Linked DNA regions of Homo sapiens: region 2 is linked to region 1. The links are chromatin contacts, found by Hi-C or POLR2A ChIA-PET in ENCODE. All regions are on one chromosome and are shown on one strand. The core of a region is the stretch at or near the end of the contact, and the rest is flanking DNA. Distances in the headings are between cores, read along the strand shown. Region 1 holds the start of BCL2 (BCL2 apoptosis regulator). Region 2 overlaps LOC105372161 (a long non-coding RNA gene).

Region 1 (7,846 bases), core at 2,529-5,028:
GTTTTGTCAAAAAATTTTTATCATGTTCTATGGTATGTCATTGTGGTTTGGCATCATAAAATGTAGCCTCTACATTTATCAACCTCAGATACCTGTTGACCACAAAGATAGGTCTACTATGAAAACTCTGTTTCACAAAAAGAAAAAAGTGAGCCTTTACTTAAAAAGAAACTTCAGTTACATGAGAGGGTAACACACTGAAATTCAGCAACAAATATCAAGGTTGTATCTTAATTTCTGTCATAAACATGTGTCTCTGTTTCCCACATTTTTATTAACTTATTTGATAGACAGATACCAGTTACCACCTTGGATTTATTTCAAGTAGAAAGAAAATTTGTAAGTGTGAATTTTTCACAAAAATGTGAAATAGTAAAACTATTAAATCAGTTTTACTTTGGTTTAAAAGGATCCTTTGGGAATCTGGAAGTCCCAACCCCTTTAGTTATAGTGATTAAAAATCAAACCACCTACTTAACCAAATATTTAACAAAAATATTCTTTTCACCCTTTAGCAAATTCTTCCAGAATTACTAAAGATCTGATAATGTGAGATCTCAACAAACAAACAATTCAAGAAGAGGATTTAAATTTTAGAAATTTAAATTGGGGCATTTTAGTTAATCTTACTTTTAAACACCAAACAGTGGCATCAATATTTTGTCAACTTTGGTCAAATAAGATCAGATGTTCACATCAATCATCTACTTTTCTTGGCCTTTTCTCTATTTGGCCTCCTAGTATGAGCACACTTTGTAAAATGTAATAAAAACATGTGGTGTGCTTCTTGACATCTAATCCACTTGCAGTAATTTCTAGGCTTTTTGCTCCTGTTAGGTCCTATAAAATAATGACATTAGTCATTCTCCCAAGAGGCTATAAAAGGAAGCACTGAATTGCATCCTGTTTTTCAAAGATAACTCTTCAGATTAAAACAAAAAGTGTAAAAAAAAAAAAAACTTCACACAAGAATTACTTTTTCATAAATTCATCATTTTAGATATGAGATATAGATCTCCATTACAATCCTTGACTCTTAGGAACTAAACCCCCTCCAACAAAGAATCTCAGAAAAGTACAATTGTATGGTATAATGATGAAAGCTCTATCTAGCACAGTACGAGAAAAAGATCATCTCACAAATGTTCTTCAAAGCCACAGGTATCAATCACTTCAACTAAAGTAAGGGTAAGATAATCCACAGCTAAGAATCAATTCTTCTACACTTTACATAGATACCTAGATGCAAATTTTTTTCAGCCGACCACAAAATTAGGTCCACTCTGAGTGGTGAAAAACAAAAGATTCTAACATTCTAGCAAACTGGTAAACCATACACAAATTATAGAATACAAAGAATGCAGCCGATGCAAATTCTGTCACTGACAAGGTAGCAAAGCCATAGCCTGATACTCCTCAGGACACCTCATCACGCCCACTGGGAACATGGCACACACTGGAGATTCCAGTCCAAGGACTTTGGAATGTCAACTTAGCTCTTTACAAACACAACTAAGTTTTTCAGGGAAAAAGACTTACATTGGTTTTCCTCTTTTGGAAAATTTTACCGATTGATGATGCCCTTGGTCTTCTGTGGAGTCTATTCTTCTAATCGGGTTGTTCTCCAATTTTAGTGTACAACGGGCTTGTTTCAGGGGAGCTTGTTTGGGATGCAGACTGTCAAGACCCAACCTGGTATCTGGTTCATAAGCAGTCCCTGAAACCTCCCTCCGGTTCCAACAAGCTGCTCAAGCCAGGAAACGGTGGTCCTGGGGACTCCTGGACCTTCAGCTTGAGAAACACTGAAGGGGTACCATTTACCACCACATCCTACTGGATTACAAACGCTAGATCTTTGGATCTCCACGACTAGCAAGCAAGTTAAAGACTTTTAGATGGCAGGCGTTATCGGTCAGGTTGGGAGTGAACGCTTTGTCCAGAGGAGGAGGTAGGGACGCCGGGAAGCAACAACTCTGATTTTATTTCGCCGGCTCCACAGCCTCCCATTGCCCCAGGAGCCCACCCGCACTCCAACCCCCGCATCTCGGACCTGTGGCCTCAGCCCAGACTCACATCACCAAGTGCACCTACCCAGCCTCCGTTATCCTGGATCCAGGTGTGCAGGTGCCGGTTCAGGTACTCAGTCATCCACAGGGCGATGTTGTCCACCAGGGGCGACATCTCCCGGTTGACGCTCTCCACACACATGACCCCACCGAACTCAAAGAAGGCCACAATCCTCCCCCAGTTCACCCCGTCCCTGAAGAGCTCCTCCACCACCGTGGCAAAGCGTCCCCGCGCGGTGAAGGGCGTCAGGTGCAGCTGGCTGGACATCTCGGCGAAGTCGCGGCGGTAGCGGCGGGAGAAGTCGTCGCCGGCCTGGCGGAGGGTCAGGTGGACCACAGGTGGCACCGGGCTGAGCGCAGGCCCCGCGGCGGCGCCGGGGGCAGCCGGGGTCTGCAGCGGCGAGGTCCTGGCGACCGGGTCCCGGGATGCGGCTGGATGGGGCGTGTGCCCGGGCTGGGAGGAGAAGATGCCCGGTGCGGGGGCGGCCCCCGGGGGCGCGGCGCCCACATCTCCCGCATCCCACTCGTAGCCCCTCTGCGACAGCTTATAATGGATGTACTTCATCACTATCTCCCGGTTATCGTACCCTGTTCTCCCAGCGTGCGCCATCCTTCCCAGAGGAAAAGCAACGGGGGCCAACGGCACCTCTCGCCCCAGCTCCCACCCCACGGCCCCCAGAGAAAGAAGAGGAGTTATAATCCAGCTATTTTATTGGATGTGCTTTGCATTCTTGGACGAGGGGGTGTCTTCAATCACGCGGAACACTTGATTCTGGTGTTTCCCCCTTGGCATGAGATGCAGGAAATTTTTATTCCAATTCCTTTCGGATCTTTATTTCATGAGGCACGTTATTATTAGTAAGTATTGTTAATATCAGTCTACTTCCTCTGTGATGCTGAAAGGTTAAAGAAAAAACAAACTAATAAGTAAAAAATCAGGTGCGTTTCCCTGTACACACTGAGTGAAAGCAGGGCATACACACTACAAGTAACACGGCTAAAAAGAATGTATTAAGCTGCCTGGAAATTAAATTTACTCGAATGCACTTTAAGTAAAAAATCTCAAAGGTTTCCATTGAAAGTTACATTAAACCAATTTCCTGTGCAGAGAACTTACTTGTATTTTTTAAGTACAGCATGATCCTCTGTCAAGTTTCCTTTTTGTAAAACCAAAACAAATGCATAAGGCAACGATCCCATCAATCTTCAGCACTCTCCAGTTATAGCTGATTTGAAACTTCCCAATGAATCAGGAGTCGCGGGGAGAGGGAGTAAAAATTAGGAGGATTTCCAGATCGATTCCCAGACTTCTGCTTCACAGAAATGTCAATCCGCAGGAATCCCAACCGGAGATCTCAAGAGCTCGAGAAAAAAAAAAGGCAGCGGCGGCGGCAGATGAATTACAATTTTCAGTCCGGTATTCGCAGAAGTCCTGTGATGTTTTCCCCTTCTCGGCAATTTACACGCGCGCACACACGCGCGGGCACAGGCATGAATCTCTATCCACGGGACCGCTTCACGCCTCCCCAGGAGAGAGACAGGGGAGAGGGGACGATGAAGGAGCCGGGGACGGAGGCAGGAATCCTCTTCTGATTAAACTCCGAACAGCAAATGCATTTTCCGAAAAGCTGCTGGATAAATGAAGGCAGGACGCGCCTGGCCCGCCGGTGCCGAGCGCTAGAAGCCCGCGCTGTGTGTGGTGCGGCGAGGGGTGGGGAGAAGGAGGTGGTGGGGGAGGGTTTTATTTTTTCCCTCTTTTCCTAAAAAGGATGACTGCTACGAAGTTCTCCCCCCTGGACCCCCTCTTCCGCTGCACCCCACCGGCGCACCCCGCCTCCGGGCTGCGCACCCTTTCTCCTCCTCCTGGTCCTGCGCGGCGGCGCTGGCTACGGCCGCCTCCCGGAGCTCCCGCCGCGCAGCCCGCTCCGAGCGCTGACGGCCGCCGGCAGGGAGGGCCCGGAGCCCCGGCACCTTCGCTGGCAGCGGCGGCGGCGGCAGCGCGGCGGGGCCACGGAGAGCGGCGGGCGGGAGCGCGGCGGGCGGGCGGGCAGGCGGCGCGGAGGGGCGGGCGCGGGAGGAAGGGGGCGGGAGCGGGGCTGTGGTGCCTGTCCTCTTACTTCATTCTCTGCACAGCCCGACCGGTTTCCTGTGCGTAACGTCACACGGTTCATTCAAAAAAAGAAGAAAGAAAGAGCCCTCCTCTGAGCCACCCGACCGCCCCCTCCGCCCCGCTCCCTGGCCCGGGTTAAAGGCGCCGCGGCAGGCCCGGGAGTGGCGCGTCCCGCCGGGGGCACATGGCGCGCGGGGCCGCGGCCGGGGAGGGCGCGTCCGGGCCGGCCACCCGCCCGCTCCGCTGCGCCCGCGGGGCCCGGCCAGTGGGTGGCGCGGGCGGCACAGGCCTCCCGCGCGGCCGCGGCGCGGTGGGTGTGCGCGGGGCCTTCTGCTCAGGCCTGCGGCAGGCCGCGTGCGGACTTGGTGGTCGCTGGGGTCCGCGACGGGGTGGGGGCTCCCGGGGAACCGCACGCGGCCGGGCCGGGCGGACGACGGAGTGCGGAGGGGGGCGGCTGGCGGGAGGGTGCGCCATGAAAACAAGGGCTGGAAAAGCGCCGGGAACCGCCTGGACCCTTTCTGGCCGTGTGAGTGTGTGTGGAGTGTGTGTGTGTGTGTGTGTGTGTGTGTGTGTCTCGCCTGGACCTTTTCTAGCCGTGTATGTGGGAGTGTGTGTGTCGCCTGGACCCTTTCTAGCCGTGTATGAGAGTGTGTACACGCGCCTACACACACACACGTTGTGTTACCGGCGCTCGGCCGCCGGGGGAAGACCCAGGCCAATGCCGCCCCCCACCGCCCCCAGCAGTGGGACCTCAGCGCTGCCCTGCTGTGAAGACAGGTGACTCTGCACGTTTTAAGCAATGTCTAGGGACGCCCCGAGCGTGGTGTTTACTTTCAAGTAGCTTCCTAGGTGTCCGCGCACTACACACGCACGCGCATCCCCGCCCGTGTCCACCTGAACACCTAGTCCGTGGCCCAGGCCATGCAGAACTCAGCGCTCCAGGGAAGGGGTTTATCAAGGGCTTTACGACAGTTTAAGTCAATGTTTTCCCTCTGTCCCTAACACCTTTTACACTGGTTTAGTGCTACACGATGAGGACTTCCATATAGTAACTTTCAGGCCCACCGTCCTAACGCTGGGGTGGGTGGGCTCCTAAAGGTCTCCACCTTTGCCTCGTAGCCAATCCTAGTTGGCCGCACTTTCTCAAATGAGGTACATAGATACACACATACACATTCACACTCGCAGACGTGTGTACGCGCAAGCAGACAGTTTTAAATTAATCAGCATGAATAGCCCCTAGCAAAAAAGGACAAGAGGACAAACAAGTTGCACGTGTGTATTTTTATCTCCAAGAGTCTTTGACAAAGCACCAAGAAAAGAAAAAGGTCTTCTAGAAGCACAGCGGCTTACTTAATAGGGCTCGAGTGCAAATATATAGGGACACTGGATTATTGGGGTCAAGAAAGATGACAAATGAGTACTACAATGTGTACAAATATGCTATGACTTTTTTTTTTTTTTTGAGACAGAGTCTTGCTCTGTTGTATCTTGGAGGCTGGTGTGCAGTGGTGCGATCTCAGCTCACTGCAACCTCTGCCTCCCAGGCTCAAGCAATTCTGCCTCAGCCTCCTGAGTAGCTGGGATTACACGTGCACGCCACTACGCTCTGCTAATTTTTGTATTTTTAGTAGAGACGGGGTTTCGCCATACTGGCCAGGCTGGTCTCGAACTCCTGACCTCGTTATCCGCCTGCCTCAGCCTCCCAAAGTGCTGGGATTACAGACATGAGCCACTGTGCCCTGCCTGACATCTTTATTTTGTCTCATTCCTACTCTAAAATCAAAACATTCTTTAAAAAGCCAGAAAAGCACACCAAATTATGATTTTTTTAATTTTTACTTAGTTGGCCTTTTTTTTTTTTTTTTAAGAGATGGCTTTTGCTATGTTGCCCAGGCTGGACTCGAACTTCTGGGCTCGAAGGATTCTCCCACCTCAGCCTCATGAATAGCTGGGACTATACGCACTGCCATCTCTCTTGGGTGTTTTTATTTTATTTCTTCATTTATTGTATCCCATCAGCCCAACAAGCCAACTTCTCTCACATAGGAATGGGGGCCTGGGTACAAATTTCTTATCCAGGCAAGAGGGGATGAAAGGAGATCCTCCTTCTTGCCCTTCTGATGGTTGGGACAGAGTCCCTTTTATGCGCGTGGGAGGTGTTTTGGTCTGGATAGACACTGGGTATAGATTGACCTAGAATAAATGTTCTCACATAAATTCATACCAATTGCACAACAGTATGGTTTAGAAATCTTGAAAGCGTATTTTAAAGCCCCAAAATTACCTAAGAGGAATTGAAAGGCTTCAAGCTCCTAATACTCAGCATATGAGTGAGGAAATGATAGGACAAACCTGCAAAAGAAACTGTACTTCTGCAAAGGGGGCAGCCAGAAGGAAACGGATCCCCTACTTCCAGAGAAAGAAAAGCTGACTGATTTTCGTCTTCCTTTGCTCCCACAGAGCCTCACTCTATGGATTTTCCCAGACTGATTCCTTATGTGGCATCTTGGCTATAATCAGTCTTGAGACAGGTCTGTATTGCAGTCTTTGGCTAGGGGTTATATTTTCCCTGGGAATGTTCTAGATACTCTTTCAAATGAAAGAGTGAAACCATTCCTGCGTTCAGATTCCATGTTTATTAGATTCCATTTTAAAGCATAAGGGCAAGTATTCCCAGGAAGTATGTGACATTGACTACTCGTCTTTGGGCAATGCTGAGGTGGGGGAGGGAACACCAGCCTGAGGCAGGAGTAACTGGATTTGAATCCTAGATCTATGCCTGAGACCTTCCAACAACCTTACAAACATATGCACAGTGGACTTTTCACTTTCCAAGATGTTTTCTACTTGTAAGAGCCAATGGATGACCCTTTTGGCAGCTTTACCTGGTTGGATTCTACAAGTAGCGTGGCACCAGGAAGAGAAAAAAAACAAGATGCAGGGAATGGAGATTGTATCAAGAGTCTGAATGGCCTGTGTTTTCTTTCCGTCTTCATTCCCCAGGCCACCAAACAAAAAGCTTTTGATTGCCAGTTTTCGCCACCTGCTGGTTGTTTCACAGCGTTACTCTCTTCATCCATCCAAGAAAGTTCTTTCATCCATCATCAATATAAATATTCTCCAAGTTTATGAAATTCAAAAGGTACATTATTCTAACATGAACATACTAATGTTTAATATAGGTATGTATCGGCCAGGTGTGGTTGCTCATGCCTGTAATCTCAGCACTTTGGGAGGCTGCGGTGGGTGTATTGCTTGAGGCCAAGAGTTTGAGACCAGCCTGCACAACATGACAAAACTCTATCTCCACAAAAAATACAAAAATTAGCGGGGCATGGTGGTGTGTGCCTGTAGTCCCATCTACTCTGAAGGCTGAGATAGGACGATCACTTGAGCCCAGGAGGTGGAGGCTGTAGTGAGCTGTGATCACACCACTGCACTGCAGCCTGGGTGACAGACTGATACCCTGTCTCAAAAAAAAAAAGAAAAGAAAAGAAAAAAAAAATCATGTGTGTGTATCAAATCTTCCCAGCTAGTAAACTTTTTATTGAAAATGTGGGTAGAATGAGACTATTAACTGAGGATATTGATAACTAATAGGTCAGATGGAAGAGTAAACCATGGCCCCAACCTGAAATGGAAATTAATCCATAAATAAAATGAGCTG
Region 2 (7,846 bases), core at 1,551-4,050, 220 kb before region 1:
GAGGACCTTATCCATTTAGTTCAGCTTCATGACTTTAACAAATGATTTGCTGTTTCTTTTTTTTTCTTGGTTACCAGAAGCTAATAAAAACTTCACGGAGATTTAGAGACAACTAATGACATCAGGAACGTTGGCTGCCATGCCTACCTGCTCTAGTTCTCGTTTGGAAATTCCCCATGCTCAGCTGTGAAAGAACAGAATGGAAACCAATCAAGGGACGGGGGATATTGATATCTAGCCTACATGGATGGAGAAGACATCGAAAGATAGGGAGAATGACATCACAAAACCTTCAATGCCTTCCAGTCCACAGGGAGGCGGTCACTCACAGATGCAATAACCTTTCGGGGTCTGCCTCTGAAAACATTCAGTGAAAGTTGGTGACTTGGTTCATTTTTCAGGCAAAGAAATGAAGGCATGGGTTGAAAATAGACAGAGCTATAAGGCTTTAAGAGTGGCAGCTTTCTGTCCAAATTCCAACAAAAATAGTTATCAGATCTCTCTCTCTTTTTTTTTAAAGGCAGCAGGAGAACATAGATCCAAAATTCTGTGTAATCCACTCAACTAAGACTATAACAACAACAAACAGTTCTATAGTGCAGTTTATGTTATTCTTGGCAGAGCTCAGATCTCAGGTGACATCAAAGGTGACTACATAGATATATATACAATGAAGTCAGCTTATAATTCATTTCTATTAGATTTACAAATTTAAACTGCTTAGGGCTTACAAGTTTCCGAGAGACAGAGAATACCACAAAGAAGTGGATAGATGGCAGATGACACATGCGAGACCCAAAGTGCTAATTTCCTGAATATACAAAGAGCTCTTACAAGTTAATCAAAAGACAAATAACTCAATGAAGTAATGGGCTCTTGCCTATGTTATGAATATTTTCATCTGGTATGACATTTACTCTTTGATTTCATTATTTTTGTGATTTTCATAGGCTTGTATTTTATGTAGTCAAATCTCTATGTCTTTCTATCACTTTTGTGTTTAGAAGGACGTTCCTCCTTCTGAAGTACACATATTTGATTTTGGATTTGAGATGGCATTCATTTCTGATCCATCTATAAAGTTTTTGGTGTGTGGTTAAAGGTAAAAATAGACTCACATTTTCCTAAATAATTAGCCAGTTGTTCCAGCTCCATTTATTGAGTGGTCCTTCCTTTCCCAACTGATGCGCGGTGTAACCTTTATCATATATTAAATACTCATGTGTGCTAAAAATAAAAAGTCATTTCAGTTGAGTGCTGTGAATTAATCCAAGGAGTTTGCAGAGGTGGCGTTTGCAGCATGAGATTGTCCTTCCTTTCCACTCCTCCCCAGAGACTGAAAACAGAGGGAAGGAAGCCAGGGAAACATTAAACAAGGTCTGCTGCTCTGGATAATGTCTATGAGGAAAAAAAACGCAGGCTGAGATTTTATGATTTAAAGACTATTATGCTGCTTAAAGAACCCTGCAAGAGTAACAATAGCTGCTATTTATTGGGCGCTTGCTCTATGCCAGGCACTGTTCCCAGCGGCCCCGCCATGACGTCACTCCATCCTTACGACCTAACCCTAACCCACGCTATGGACACTTTTATCATCGCCCCGATTTTAGACATGAGGAAACTGAGACTCTGAGACACTGTGTCCCTTACCCCACAGTCATTCAGAAGAACAACCACCCCAAATGTGGCTAAGCCAGCCAGTCAACAAGAGCGCTAGGATTGTTACCTTCTTCAAAACAATACCTCTCAGCAAAGCCATCAAATGTCAACCAACACACCAAGGAAGGTCCTTGCAGATGGAACACAGGGAAACTGTTATCTCACAGGAGTGGTACCAGCACGTAAGGGAGTCAAGCGCAGCAAATTCTAAGGTGCAGAGAAATGGACCACTGTCAATTTCCAGGAACTCATTTCACTCCTGTCTTTTCACATTAATGTTTCTCCTTTCCAGGAAAGCCAAGGAAAAGACTTTTCATCCAACTGGCTTAGGAGGCAAGACAGAAACCTTTTCCGCATAAGATCCTATCACAGCTGGGCAAATTCTGTACCTAAATCTTTGGAGATGAGTGGCCTCTCGGTGTTTTCATTATTTATAATTAATTGTTCATTTATCAGACTTTGTGGAGTGTCTCAATGGGCAGCGAGGTGTGAGGCACAGGGAGTATGTGGTAAAGCCCTCAAGCCCTCTGCCTTCACGCAGCATCCATTTGGGGGGATGCACCCCCAACCCAAGGCGGGGGTGTGTGCTGTGGTGTCACAGGAAGTGCTGCCTTTCTCGAATGGGGCTGTGTTTACACAGGGCCAGGAGAACTAGATGCTGAATTGGGGTCAGGCTTCAGGAGTCCTGGCTTTTGGGACCACTTTGACACTTCCTGTCTTCACAGCCGTCATCCTATTTCAGGATTCTTATCCCCAAAACAGGAATATTAACACAGCTCCGCCTGTCTCTGCAGGTCATCAAGAGCAAGCACCTAGTGAGTGTGAAAGCATCTTCAGTGTGGGAGTTGCTGTATAGATGCAGAGTTTTACTACTGAAAGGAGGAATACTACTGTTGATTTGTTTTTGTTTCTCGGTTGTTGTGCGTGTGTTTTGTTGTTGTTGTTGTTGTTTTACCATCTTGGTCCTAAGTAGCTCGTTTGCCGGCCCAGCCTTAATGGCCAGTTGGCTCCAAGTCAGAAGACATGATCTCCTCCCCCATTCTCCATGCCATTGTTTAAAGCCCCTCCTGAGGAATGGGCTGCCTTGGTGTTTTGTCAGTTCAAACCACATCCTGCCTGTTTCCACTTTCCATAAGACAACTCGCAACACCGGTGGTTTTCAGATGTGGCCGGCTTCTTGGTGAAGCGATAGCAGAGGCCTTGTTCACAGAAGTGAAAATAATTCACCCAGTGGTTAGCACATCAGGTGTGGGCATTGAGTGTACCCCGCTCCCTGCTTGATCCCAATCCCTGGTTGGGTTTGGGAGTGGACGGCTGCCCAACCTCCTGGCACTGTCTTGACCCACAGCCTTCTCTGGGATGAGGACTAAGCCAGAAGCAGTAAGGACAGAGGTGTCTCAGGCTGTCCAGGCCTGGCCTGAATCCCATGACAGCAAGGGTGTGGCCTGCAGAAGCTGGAAACGACCACGGTGGCCTTCTAGTAACTTTACAGATGAGGAAACTGAGTCCAGAGAGGGCTGGTCAGTTGCAGGCAGAGCCTGGACTGGCACCTGGGTCTCTGGGCTCCAGGCTCAAGTTCATTCTAAGCAGACCAGTTGTACCCATCGCTGTAATTGAAAGACTTGTTGGCATCAACAGAACTAGTAACTGGGTTTGGTCCTGGTGACCAAGGGGCACATCTCCCAGCTGGAAGCTGTTTGCTAAGAGCAAGGTTACGGCCCGCACTGGGCTACCAAACAACAGAGCAAGCCCACGCTCAGGGCATCAGCAAGCAGGGTTATGAAATAAAACAAACATTTGAAAGAATTCGACACTTGAAGAAGAAAAAGAGGAGGTGAAGGAGGGCAGAAGGAAAGTCGGAAGCAGCAGCAGCAGCCAGTCATCATGAGAAAATCAGAGCTTTGTGGGATTTTAAAACTTGTGGTTTGGAAACGTTTTTATTATTTAGATGCATGAGGGCAGACACCACCATCTTTTAAATGTTCACAGGAGGCCAAAGTATGCAAGAGCCACGGCCTAAAGCAGGGCTGTGGGCAGAGCCAGACCTGGGCCGTCAGAGTCCAGGGAAGGGCTCAGGACCGGGCTGTGCAGCGTGTCCCGAGTGTATCACCCACAGCCCCACGATGTGCAGTGGGCAGACCAGGCCAGCAGACACATGGCCCTCTATCTCTACTTCCTTCTGGGAGGGTCTGGGAGGCTAAGGTAGCCCTGACCATAGAAAACATGGATTTTCCAAGACGTCTTCCCTGGAGACTTCTGCTCTTGAACAATGCTTATCTATCACAAGGTTGAGGGCTCTCCTTATCTTTCAAGAGTATGAGGTGGCCTGTAAATGCTTCACTTATTAACTCAGCTCTGATTCTCCCTGGGAGGCCAAGGGCTGAGTGAAACTCTAACGTGGGCATGTGGACAGCTTGTGGTGCCCTGTAGCTCTGCACCATGGGCCTGCAGGTGCACAGCCAGTCCCATGGCCTCCAGAGGAGCAGCGCAAACCCTTAGCCTGGGTGGGGAAGGAGCACAGCGCCAACAGAACTACTGCTGGAGTGGGCCCCTGTCTATCACCAGCACCTGGAAGTGCCCCATCCCAGGCCTGTCCCAGCCCGGCATCTGAGCTAATTACAGCTCCGTTGTGGGGAGAGTCAGCCGTGTCAGTTTAACTGACAGCCCAGATAAGAGGTACTGGGCAGAGTCTCACAGGTTGCACAACAAACCACTCTGCCAACTGAGGGCAGAGGCAAGTCTTTTTCAGTCCCTATGGTCAGAAACGAATTTCCTGGATGGCTGTCTTCTCCACCTCCTCTCCATCTCTTATTTTTAGTTTTCAGGTTGGTCTGAATTAGGTTTTGGCTTTTTGGGGGTGGGGTGGGGGGAGGATGATGGGTGATTTTTTCTTTCACTCATTTAAGCATCAGCCTCGTATCTGGCATCTGGCCTGTGCCTTCCTTTCATGGTTCAAGATGTGCCCAGGGCTGTCGTATGTCATTGGCCAGGGTTGGGAGCCCATAACGCCAAGGCCACCAGCTCCACTGTGATGAGCAGATGAGCTTGGCCATGTGGCAAACAGTGAATTTAGTGCTGCAGCATGTTCAGCGGATTCATGAAGTCTTCTGCTCATTCAAGAAGGGATGTTCTCCCTGACAGCTGCATCCCCAAACTCACACCAAACAGCTTGCCAGTCAGGTGCCCCCACCCCCGTGCTATGAAGCTCTCCCCATAGAAGATCAATCAGCCTTCCTCTCCTGTGGGCTCCACCTGCACCCCTCGCTCCAACACCATCTGCCCACACCGTCCTGTGTAGTTGCTGTCCATTTATTCCATCTCCATTATAGTGTCTGTCTGAACAGCAAATATGAGGCTTCACAGAAGCATTGAAGATCTAAAAAGCATTTGTAACTGACTGTAAGCGAATTCAGCATGAGGCCTCAGGTGGCATACGAGCCTCTGGCACTTTCGTCTTACCCACACTTGAGACACTGTAGATCTCAAGGCAACATCAGGACCATCCAGGGCAGGTGGCAACAATTTTCTTTTAAAATTCCAAGGTAGCTTAAGCCAAGCCTGTAAGTGGATTGATAGGCCTCAGGTTCAAGACCAGAGAAAAAGAATAGGAGAGAAAAGTGACCCTCAAATGGCCAAGAAAAAGAAGGCAGGAGAGAAAAGAGGGAGGGCCACCCACGGTTTGCACAGGTGCCATCTCCAGAGCCATGGGGTGCTGCACCTGAGGCTGCAGCTCCTGGGCACAGCGGACCCGACCCTCCTGAACCAGGGGACCAGCAGCACAGGCAGCCGATGTGTGGCTCTCTCCAAGCTCTGAGCTTGGGGGCACTGAGTGGAGGGGAATATCCAGTTCGGAGGACCTGACGCTTCTGGCTCTCTGCTCCTCCAGGCTCAGCTGTTGAGTGCAGACACAGGCTCTGGGAGGCCAAGGACTTCATGACTGGGCTCACTCCCAGCAGGGCAAGTGGGGTCCTGGGGCCTGAGCCCCTGGCTATCTGCCACTGCTCTCTCAGACACCACGAAGGAGGCTCCGCAAAACACCATGTCCCTAACAAAACGGGATTTGACCGATTCTGTTGCACATTCAAGGTGTTAAAGCTCCAACCTGAATAAAGGCTGTGCAACTACATAATGCTGTAAACAGAGCCTCTGTGGAGCGCGTGCGTGTGTGAGCTTAGCTCCGAGCCCACATTCTCCTAGAGTGGTGGAGGGTCTCATCCCACCTCCCAGTCCCTCCTGGGCCCGCCCCCAGGAGCTAACCAGCGTCCGGAATGGCCTGGCTTTGGGTCTTCGCCGTGGCTATAGCCTCTCTACCTGGACCATCTGATTCCTGTTCTGAGCTGAGCCTCCAGCCCTAGGGTGTAGGGAGGCGGAGCTCACCCTCTTTTCCCTCCCCGTGAAGCCGCCTTCCTGTGCGCTAATGTTTTACCCTGGCTGAATTTAAACAGATGTGGTCAAGGATGGCGGGTCCCCAACGTGACCTCCCTGGCTCTGCTATGCATGCCTAATCCCCGTCCCCCAATCGATCACTCCCCGGACTCTCCCCTTCTCCCCTCTCCTATGCGACCACCAGTTGCTCACCAATAATTCGAAACTGCCTTTTTGACAGAGAAAATGAGTGTCAGCTGTTTGCCTACCACGCCTGATTCTAAGAATTAAAGTGAACAAAAAGTTAAGAGAGTGAATGTTGATCACAACAGAGTTCACTGGTAATGAAATGAGATTCCTGGAAACGTACTCTTCACCCTGGAGCTGGTTAAGAAGGAGATAGAGACCATCCTGGCTAACATGGTGAAACCCCGTCTCTACTAAAAATACAAAAAAATCAGCCGGGCGTGGTGGCGGGCGCCTGTAGTCCCAGCTACTCAGGAGGTTGAGGCGGGAGAACGGCCTGAACCCGGGAGGCGGAGCTTGGAGTGAGCCGAGATCGCACCTCTGCACTCCAGCCTGGGTGACAGAGCGAGACTCCGTCTCAAAAAGGAAGAATAAGAAAACACAGGCCAGGCACGGTGGCTCACGCCTGTAATCCCAGCACTTTGGGAGGCTGAGGCCGGCGGATCACTTGAGGTCAGGAGTTCGATGAAACCCCGTCTCTATTAAAAATACAAAAATTAGCCAGGAGTGGTGACGAACGCCTGTAATCCCAGCTACTCAGGAGGTTGAGGCACGAGAATTGCTTGAACCCAGGATGCGGAGGTTGCAATGAGCTGAGATGGTGCCACTGCACTCCAGACTGGGCGACAGAGCAAGACTCTGTCTCCAAAAAAGAAAAAAAAAGAAAAAGAAAAAGAAAAGAAATATTTTTCCTGGTCTGCTTCTCCATCCCCCATCATGGCTCTGACGGTCCCAGGTCACTGGTGGGAGCTTTCCCAACTGGGCCTGCCTGGGAATCCACAGCCTCTTGTCACTTGCTGTGAGCGAGTAGATGAACACCTGCTGAGTAAGAAGCTCCTCCTGGGATGTGGAGGTGGAGGCAGGGAATCCTCTCCTTGCAAATTAGCTCAGCCATAATGAAGAGGCGCTGATGGACCGATAGGAATTCACACCCTTCTTTATTCGGCATTCCAATGTGAAGTTGTCCACACTAGGACAAGAGGTTGAAAGGAGGATGATGTCACAGATTGAAATGGAAACTTGGTGGGAGACATGTGATGTGTGTGGTATGATATGTGTGTGGTGTGTGTGTATGCTGTGATGTGTGGTGTGTGTGTGATGTGTGGTGTGGTGTGATGTGTGGTGTGTGTGCAGGTGTGTAGTGTGGTTTGTGGTGTGATGTGTGGTGTGGTGTGTGTGTGGTGTGATGTGTGTTGTGCATGTGGTGTGATGTGTGGTTTGGTGTGTGTGTGGTGTGTGCATGTGTGTGTATAGTGTGGTGTGGTGTATAATATGGGTGTGGTGTGGTGTATAATATGGGTGTGGTGTGGTGTAGTGTGATATGTGGTGTGTTGTGTTGTGGCACATTGTGGTGTTTGTGGTTTGTTGTGGTTTGCTCTGTGTGTTGTGTGTGTGTGGGGGTGTGTATGGGTGTGGTGTGGTGTTTTGTGGTGTGGTCTGTGTGTGTGGTGGCGTGGTGTGTGTGATACGCGTGGTGTGGTGTCACATGTGTGTGGTGTTGTGTGTGGTGCTTTGTGATTTGGTCTGTGTGTGTGTGGTGTGTGCATGTGATGTGTGTATGGTGTGTGGGGTATGG

The links. A loop is a pair of places that touch in the nucleus more often than their neighbours do. ChIA-PET counts read pairs that join two places held with the same protein, here RNA polymerase II (POLR2A). Pooled maps may share reads with other maps.
Region 2: a loop to region 1 is called in a map with no recorded cell type, with 4 times the contacts of the local background. The contact joins the enhancer-like site here to the promoter of BCL2 in region 1. A Hi-C loop is called at or near these places in 20 of 37 single-sample maps with no recorded cell type and 12 of 50 pooled maps. POLR2A ChIA-PET finds 5 or more read pairs at or near these places in 7 of 52 experiments (GM12878, MCF 10A, activated B cell and 3 more).

Annotation. Positions count from the first base shown.
Region 1 is chr18:63,315,991-63,323,836 of GRCh38, forward strand. It overlaps BCL2 (BCL2 apoptosis regulator), which reads right to left and starts at 3,779. Exons shown (of 3, transcript NM_000633.3): 1 at 3,184-3,779; 2 at 2,092-2,962. The coding sequence starts at 2,676. RefSeq lists enhancers at 1,061-1,110, 5,547-5,636 and silencers at 2,401-2,640, 3,996-4,185, 4,346-4,555, 4,586-4,655.
Region 2 is chr18:63,095,936-63,103,781 of GRCh38, forward strand. It overlaps LOC105372161 (a long non-coding RNA gene), which reads left to right. Exons shown (of 3, transcript XR_935570.3): 3 at 78-1,254. Among named protein-coding and RNA genes, the nearest start is that of BCL2, 220 kb to the right of the region's middle. RefSeq lists enhancers at 2,823-2,952, 2,983-3,052, 3,083-3,142. Within about 2 kb of position 2,801, at least 5 of the 41 ENCODE cell types and tissues checked have a DNase peak (open chromatin) inside an H3K27ac peak, as active enhancers do; they include GM12878, where a contact is called at or near this core.